2 separate regions of the Homo sapiens genome follow, and region 1 is linked to region 2. A link is a contact called in ENCODE POLR2A ChIA-PET data. All regions are on one chromosome and are shown on one strand. Each heading gives the region's core, a stretch centred on a gene start or an enhancer-like site at or near the end of the contact. The rest is flanking DNA. Distances are from core to core; before and after follow the strand shown.

The links. ChIA-PET counts read pairs that join two places held with the same protein, here RNA polymerase II (POLR2A).
Region 1: POLR2A ChIA-PET joins it to region 2 with 14 read pairs in HepG2. The contact joins two enhancer-like sites. POLR2A ChIA-PET finds 5 or more read pairs at or near these places in 3 of 52 experiments (HepG2, PC-9 and activated T-cell).

What each region holds. Positions count from the first base shown.
Region 1 is chr2:215,747,723-215,752,184 of GRCh38, reverse strand. It overlaps LINC00607 (long intergenic non-protein coding RNA 607), which reads left to right. Exons shown (of 10, transcript NR_037195.1): 2 at 1,768-1,942. Among named protein-coding and RNA genes, the nearest start is that of LINC01614, 32 kb to the right of the region's middle. Within about 2 kb of position 2,389, at least 11 of the 41 ENCODE cell types and tissues checked have a DNase peak (open chromatin) inside an H3K27ac peak, as active enhancers do.
Region 2 is chr2:215,617,393-215,621,513 of GRCh38, reverse strand. It overlaps LINC00607 (long intergenic non-protein coding RNA 607), which reads left to right. Exons shown (of 10, transcript NR_037195.1): 8 at 164-396. The region is part of intron 1 of LOC102724861 (a long non-coding RNA gene); the gene reads right to left. Among named protein-coding and RNA genes, the nearest start is that of LINC01614, 99 kb to the left of the region's middle. RefSeq lists an enhancer at 1,134-1,428. Within about 2 kb of position 1,698, at least 4 of the 41 ENCODE cell types and tissues checked have a DNase peak (open chromatin) inside an H3K27ac peak, as active enhancers do.

The DNA of each region.
Region 1 (4,462 bases), core at 1,140-3,639, 130 kb before region 2:
AATATCTCTTATACACCAGACACGCAAGGAACAGGGAGGGAGTGCATCCCACTTTTCCCTTCCCTCCTCAACCAAGAGTGGCATGGAAATAGCAGCATTCGCCATAGGCAGGTCAGCAGTTCTAGAGGAGTAAATGGCAACTGGCAGTTGGCCTAAGTGGCCAGTGGACGGAGTGGAGATTGATGGCCTGAGCCCATGGAAGCAGAGATTAACTGACTCAGGAAAGCACATGAAATACCACCACCTTTGAGGATTCCTGGGGAAGGGGACTGTGGCCCAGCTAATTTGATAAATGGAGTCTTGAAGTTGCTGTAAATAATAGGAAAATGACTTTCCTTATTTATGTTTGCAGGCTAGGGAAAACTGGACTTACAGGGAATGAATCAAGTTGGATAGTTGAAGCTCAAAAACCACTGCAGAATACCTTTGTGCTTAGCTTTGTGGCTGCTTCATTGTGAACAGCTGCCTTTCACAGTTGTTTGTATTTAGTCTATGATATTGAGAACAGACAATCCTAAATGGGAGAGGACTGTCTAGTAGAATCCTATGGATCCATGAATGAAAAAGGTGCAAAAATACGTTTTTGACTGCATGCAGGGCACCTCAGCTTTTGCTACATGGTATTCTTACAAAAGTAATTGAAAGCAGAGGAATGGTAAGGAATGAATCATCTTTTCATCTCCTGCTATGGAGTAACCAGTACTTACATTCTTTTTCCAACCGCTGGTGTTCCTGAATTGGTAAGGTAAAATGTTAACAAGTTGACTTTGAGACGGATGAATCAGCAGGGAAACTGTTGAATGAGTGAATCAATGAAGTGAAAAGTGAAATAGGGGTTTGTCAGCACCATCCAGGCAGCAGATGGATGGAATTTAAGAGGGGATGGCAGTGAGGACTGCCTGCACATTTTTCTTCTTCTCAGTATTAATAATTGAGAGTAGCTTAATCATCAAGTTCCCTCTCCAAGAGCTACATAAAGTGGGGAGTCCTTTTTAACTTTCTCATCTGTAGAAACAATGATTTTAATCAAAGTATTCAGAGTTAAATTCTGTAAGCCCTAAGCCCTGGACAGTGATGAAGGCCGTGGTCTATCAGGGAAGGTAGGAGTTGGCTGGATTAAGGGTAGGGAATTCTACATGAAAGGTACAAATGTGACTACAAATGTTACTACTAATCGCAAATGCTTACACAGCATTTGTTATGTGCCAAGCACTCTTCTAAGGGCTGTACATGAGAAAACCCAGAGTCAAAGCCACATCCTGCCAGGAGCTTTGAAGGTCCCCAAATGCAAAGGCGGCAGGGGTGAAGAATGGGAAAACTTGATTTACAGTATTTTTATTTTCTTTTCTGCATATTCTGGCAACCTACCCCACTAATCACATAGCGGTTAAATTGAAAACAAATGAGTTTATGTAGTCCAAATTCAGTAAAGGTAGATTACAAAAGGAAGAAGGGAAAAGTTTTTATTTCTTTTGTGGAGCTTGGTGACAAATTCTTTTGAGGCTTACACTACCTTCATGACAAGGTCTGATATGATCCTCTCTATTCTACAATTGCCTCCACTCCCTCTCCCTTCCCCTCTACCAGTTTCTTCAAGGACAGCTGAAATCTAGGAATGAACATGTTGATACACCTAATCCTGGGCCCTCATGGAAATATTCATTAAGAATAACCTTACCCTTTGCCAACTGCTAGATAAACCAGTTTCATCAGATGATGCACACTGGAGCCAGATAACTTCTAAAGACCCTTGCAAATCTGTTTCAGAATGCGTGACCTATCCAATCCTTCCTCTCATGGAAACACCAACTCATCCATGCCCTCTGTGCTGAAACTTCGTCTCAGCCTGCTGGAATCACCTGCACCCCATGGGAACTGTAGCCATATCTTCAGTCCTGTGAGCCCCCGTCATGGCCTGTCACAGGAGTAAATGAGGAGTAAGGTGAGAGAGGGCACTAAAGAGAGGATAACTAATCAATCAATCATCAATTTCGACCAAGCCTCTCCAGTTGTGCTTGGCTCCTCTGAGGTTAGGAGACATGAGGAAGGTGAATTTTCAGTTTCCATTTTGATTATTTTAGAAAATACTGAGCAAAACGGCAAGCACATCCTGGTGACCTTTGGGAGCTCTTTCTACATGGAGGGGCACAGGGGCAGCAGTGTTTGAGGACTGTTAGGTGGAACCTACAATTCTGCCTTCGTCCGCCTACATCTGATCTATATATTTAGTAACGATTCTGAGTCAGGAAGTTAGGAAAGTTTTCATGCACTTCATTTGTATCTGTATTTGGCTAAGTTTGTGAGTTGCTATGAGGAAATAAACAAACAAAAGCAGCTCTCCCTCTCCTCCGCCCCCACGCGCCACTCCATGCAGGACAAGGGCTCCAGGCTGATGACGGTGGCTCCGTTTCCCTGACTTACTTCATCCTCTCCTACAGCTCTTTCTGCTTGGAAGCTCAGGGGCTGAGCAGAGGCCCCAGGGCTGTGTCACTATGGAGAAGAAGGCTGCGAGATCGCAGTGTGAGCACTGACTCCCTGTCCCCACACCCCGGCTGCCTTGTTCTTCACCCCTGCCTGCAGCCTTAGCCCTGCTCCAGACTGTGGGACCAGACCTGTCCCTTGTTGGGAAACTGAGGAGTCCAGCAGCATTGGTTACACACTGATGAGCTGCCCTGCTCTGACCTCGTGCTCCAGTTCTGGTAACTGGGCTTCTGCTTTGACCTATGATCCCACTGGGTAGTGTTTTGTCACCCTGACTTGTGTCCCTGCCCTGAGTTTCAGTTTGTCTAAGCCTGAGGTCATTCCTCTGAACTTTAGCTCCTTAGCTAAACTCTGCTCACACCTGTCCCCTATTTTGACCATCCACTGGGCAGCCTGTTTAATGCTTTGTGTTCTGTTTTCTCCTTGGTGCTCAGCTGCTGGTACATCATGGCTCCACTTCCCTGAGGCTAACTCTCCTCAGATTTTGACCCCTGGGATCTACCCTGATTATTTGGTAACTGTACCTCTATTTTACTTAGGATTCTCCACTTAGGGATTTACTTAGGGTTACCACTGAATGGTAGAGCTTCAAGCCTGCTATTCCTATACGCCACTACTTACCTTGCCTTTGGAGATTTCTTTAAAAAAAAAAAATTGACTGCCGCTGCTATGTATTAATTGAGATTCATTTGATTAAAGGGGGAGAAACAGACTTTGTCCAGTTTAAGTAAAAAGAAAAATGTATTGAGAAGATCTGAGTTTAAAAACCAAACCTCAGCAGGGTAAGAAGTAGGGAGGCTCCAGAGACCTTAACTGTGGGAATATCTGGACTTTCCCTTTAGGATGCTCTGTGGCTCAGCTCCAGGACCCTCAGGTGCCGGTCCTCTGAACACAAATCTCCACATTTCCAGGAAAGACAATATGATTAGCCCGGCTTCATTTAGGCATTCAGCCCTGAAGAAAGTAGCCCTGGCTCATGTCACCAAGTAAAGACACGACCTCTGGAACTCACCTCACTGAATCGGGGCAAGTCCCTGGGAAGGGGCCAGGGATGTGAACTGAGAAGTTCACTCCAAGAGTCACACCAGGCATGATCATGCTGGCCTCAGATGACACGCCTCTCCTAGCATGCACCCCCAGCATGACCTTAGTTCCTCCAGCACAGCTGAAGCATTTTTAAAGGCTCTCACAGAAGGCTAGATTTTTAACAAAAACATCGAATAAAAGAGGAACATAAAATGAGAAATACACTTTGTAAAGTAAGATGCGTTAGTCTTCAGCTTGAGATATCTTACCGGATGCCTTCTTGTCTTCTTCAGGGCTGGGTTTGTGTGTCCAAAGCCATCTTTAAGCTTTGCTCCCAAGCCAACTGAGCCAACTCAAAGTTCAGAGGGAGAGAGAAAGGCTAGGAATTCTGTCCTATCTGGCTAAGGCCTGCCTTCAGAGTGCCGTTTTCCCACCTCCTCCTCAGATAAGTGTGACACTGGGACTAGCCTCTCTTTTCAGGAGTAAACCTCTTCCCTTTCTACAGGAGTATGGTCTGGCCTGATGTTTAAAAAAAAAAATACTCTATCAGGGCCGCTTGGGCGCAGCTCACATCTATAATCACAGCACTCTGGGAGGATGAGGCGGGAAGATTGCTTGAGCCCAGGAGTTTGAGACCAGTCTGGGCAACATATGGAGCTCCTGTCTCTATAAAAATAAAAAAAAAATTAGCTAGGTGTAGTGGCATGTGCCTGTAGTCCTGGCTACTTGGGAGGCTAAGGTGGGAGGATTGTGTGAGCCCAGGAGATCAAGGCTGCAGTGAGCTATGATTGCACCATTCCATTCCGGCCTGGATGACAGAGTGAGACTCTGTCTCTGAAAAATAAAAATAAAAACTAAAGCTCCATGCAGCCAATGAAAACATATATATATGTATATATACAGAGAGAGAGAGAAAGAGAGAGAGAGAATCTATCAGAGCACTACCTAGTAAGCC
Region 2 (4,121 bases), core at 449-2,948:
TGTCTGGAAGAAGGGGCAGCAAAAGTTATATCTCCTTTGAATTATTAAATTAAGTTCCTCTCTGGGTCTCCACGAGCTCTGGTGAAGCAAGAAAATGCATGTCCTACTCTTGGTCCCATGGATGTAGTAGACGTTCTTCATGCTTGATTTTTTTTTTTTTAAGGATTGTGTCTTACTTATACTTACGGGCTTGTGGTTCAGCGGAGACCACACTGGACTGGACTGAACAGACAACTGAAGGGCTCTCTCTACCTTTCAGCATCTCTGTCTGCCTTTCTGACTACCTAAAAATTACTGCAACCTCTGATTCTGTTTCTAAGGTGGATTTTCCCTACTCATGCTTCCTAGAGATTTGGTGAGGATTTGTTGAGTCATGGGACATTTCAGCTTGCCAAGGTAAGGCTTCATTTTGGCTTTGTATGGCCCTTCTGGGATCACTGATGTCCCTGGGCCAGGTTCATTTGTATCTGAAGGAGGGAGGAGTTAGTTTGGAGGCACAGTCTAAGAGGAGAGAAGTGGAGGGTGAAGAGGAGGGGACAGCAACTGATCTCTTTATGGCATCTTATACAGAGTTGGCACCTTGGCAATTAGGATATCGGGGACCAAAAGCTGATGCACCACTTTAACAAGATACTTTGTAAATGTAGGGCAGGGTGGAGGTCAGAAACACAGGCAGGACTTCCAAAGGCTGTGGGCACTGTCCCTGTGAGGCTCAAGTGACAAGGTGGGAGACAGGATTGGGTGGAGGCCACAGTTCTTCCATGTTGAAGAACTCTCTAGCATCCTGAAGACTGCCTACCTAGAGACCAACCCAGCGATGCTGGTGCTTTCTTGGTAGACTCCTTGGAGAGGCAGTCGTGAGGAGTCTTTGTGGTCAGTGGACAACTGGGGACTGGAACATGGGGAAGTTGGGTGGTTACAACTGTAATTAATAGACCAATCTGTGGCCCACATGAGATCCACCTGAAAGAATTCTTGCCCAGCTCTGTGCCTTCTTCCTAAGATGTGGCACCCAGAATGGCACCAAACATGCCTAGTGAGGTTTGGATCAAGAGTAAGCTGGCTTCTCTGCTATGTTTTCAGTAGCCTTCCTGAAAACACCCAGCATTTGTTTAGCTTCTTTAGCTTTAGCACGTGTTTCCACCAGTGTCCCTTAACGGAGAGGATGACTATGTCACTGAAGAAGTGGAGGGGCTGAAAATGGACTCAGCTCTTGGCCCCTGTAGAGACTGCAAGACTCCGTGCACAACGTGACAGTCGGGGCTTCCTCTGAGCACTGCGCCGTTCAGCCCTATTGCGCAACCTGCCACGCCCTGTTACTGTAAATGGAACACCGGCTGTGAGCTGGTCAAGGCCCTGCCATGACAAGGCCACTTGCATAGGACTCCAAATTAAAAAAAAAAAAAAGGCCTTTCTTATTGACTGAAAAACTGGTTGTGTTTTTCATATTTTTCACTTTCTGGAGCTGAATTATTAATAGGCAAAAATTAGGTGGGGCTTCATTGATATTCTCACCAGCTTTTACAAACCAAGAATCGGAAAGTGTGCCTCGGTGAGTTGCCTTTTGTTAGCAGTGTGGAGATGCAGGCAAAAGTGATCAGCGTGGTTTGTATTTGCAGCCGCCCCTCCCCTCTCTTCAGAGTCTCTCCTTCCCGGCTGCAAGGTGCGTCTTTAATGTGCGACACTGACAAGGCGTTTCAGCCATGCAGCTAATTAATATCATGCCGAGGCTCAATGTGACAGGTCCTTCAGACTCATAAATCAGAAACCACTAACAAATGTCGTTCCTTTTCTGATCTCTTTCTCTTGCTTTTTAATATGTTGATTTACTTTCAGTATGCATAACCAAAAAAGAAACAAACCAATAAAAATACTGATGAAAATGCCGGGTGCCATGGCTTGAATGCGTTTTAGACTTTCCAAGCCAGCAAGACAACAGCCAGGAAAACAGCAAAGAAAAAAAAATCACCCTTGCCTTTCAGGGTATGGACATAGGAGGAAAACAAAACATCAGATAGTGGTCTATCCTTTAGAGACTATGAGTCACTCCCCAGGGGCTGTATCAAAACAGACCTAGTTACCTGGAGAATACAAAAAATGGCCTGGCCAAAGTTCAAACACTAGACTGACCAAACAAAAGGATTCCCAGGGAAGAGGCGCTAATCAAAGCTCTGACAGCACGCAGCCCTGATGAAAAACGACTGTGGAGAATTCCCATTAAGGATATTTGAAACCACAGTTCTTATCTTTCCCTCCTTCCCCTTCTCTCAGCTGGGGACCTGCAGACTATCTTTTCCCTCCAATCTTATCCATGTACCGGAGACAGACTGTGTTCACTTAGGTCAAATGTGGTCAGGGTGGAGGGGTCAGGTTACAGCTCCCAGCTAATGAAAAAACTGTAGCTTCAAAGTTGCCTGGTTTGCCAGTTCTCTCAAGAAGATCCACATCCAGTAAAAATAATTCTTAAATTTACCCTACTGATGGGAGCACCTGGAAAAAAGGATTTTTTTTTTTAAGCCTGAATATCAAGTTTGAAAAAAGCCAATTATTAGCAGCCTGGAAGAATGCTTTACAAGATCTTGAAGAAAGATAGACTTAAAGAAAATAGTGGAATATTTTTTCATTAATTCATAGCCACAATAGTCCTATTCTTAGAGAGCTTTCTTTTCACAGCCATACTGATTTTTCAAACACTAATTTCCTCTTACTAGTTCTGCTCCTTGTGGAATTTATTAAAGAAAAGAAGAGTAGAGTCTTCTATTTATTGTGTGGTTGCCAGATAAAGTATCTAAACATAAAAATTAAAAAATTGCTTAGATTACATAGACACAGGCACTTAAATTTTAAAAGATAATGTTTAAAAAGATAAAGTTATCAGTTATATTCATGGGAATGAACATTAAGCATTCATCAAAAAGATTTTAAGAAATAACTGGGAGTAAGGGGGAATAAGAATATAAAATTAAAAAGTATTTCTCAGAAAAGCATAGCACAGCATGTCTGTAATAGAAGGAAGCAAAATAAAATGTTACACATTTTAAATCAAGAAAGTTATCAAAATGTCTAAATCCCTGCCCTAAATCACTGAAATGATTATGTACATCCATTCTGTCTCCCTCAATGGAGAACACTTGCAAATACATAGGTCCTTTAAAATGCTTTGGTGAGGATGGATATGGTAACATTGTGTCAGAGGCGTGTGAACCAGAGCACTTCCATCTTGAACAGGGGCTGGGTGAAATATGGCTGAAACCTACTGAGCTGCATTCCCAGAAGGTGAAGCCATTGTAAGCCACAGAATGAGCTAGAAGGTCAGCACAAGATACAGGTCATAAAGACCTTGCTGATAAAACAGCTTGCAGTAAAGAAGCTGGCCAAAACCCACCAAAGCCAAGATGGTGAGGACAGTGACCTCTGGTCATCCTCACTGCTATACTCCCACCAGCACCATCACAGTTGACAGATGCCCTGGCATTGTCAGGAAGTTACTCTATATGGTCTAAAAAGGGGAGGCACTAATAATCCACCCCCTGTTTAGCATATCATCACAAAATAACCACAAAAATGGGCAACCAGCAACCCTCAAGGGTTATTCTTTTATTCTTCTACTTTCTTAATAAACTTGCTTTCACTTTACTCTATGGACTTGTCCTGAATTCTTTCTTGCACGAGATCCAAGAACCCTCTCTCGGGGTCTGGATCAGGACCTTCTTCCTGTAACAATTGGGTGGACTAGGTTATGCTGCAATAACAAGCAACCCCAAAGTCATGGTGACTTAAACCACAAAGATTATTTTTTGCTCCTGTTATATGTCAATCAAGATTCAGCAGGGCTGTTTTGTTCATCACACTCGAAGAATACAGGCTGATGCCAATGCTGGCTCAAGAGAGACCTGGGGAGTCTCTTCCCAGACCTGGGAAGATCATGATCTTCTCAGAAGTGGGAAGGGACACAGACCTGTTCCATTCACACTTCATGAACCAAGTCATGGCCAATCCTAAACATCAGAGTGTGGAAAGTGCAGTCCAACATGAGGAATATCTTATGGAGTGGGCAATATTGATGTCTGTCTGGAATGTTTGCATTGGTTCTTTTTCATCTGTGTTTTGACTTTCTTCTA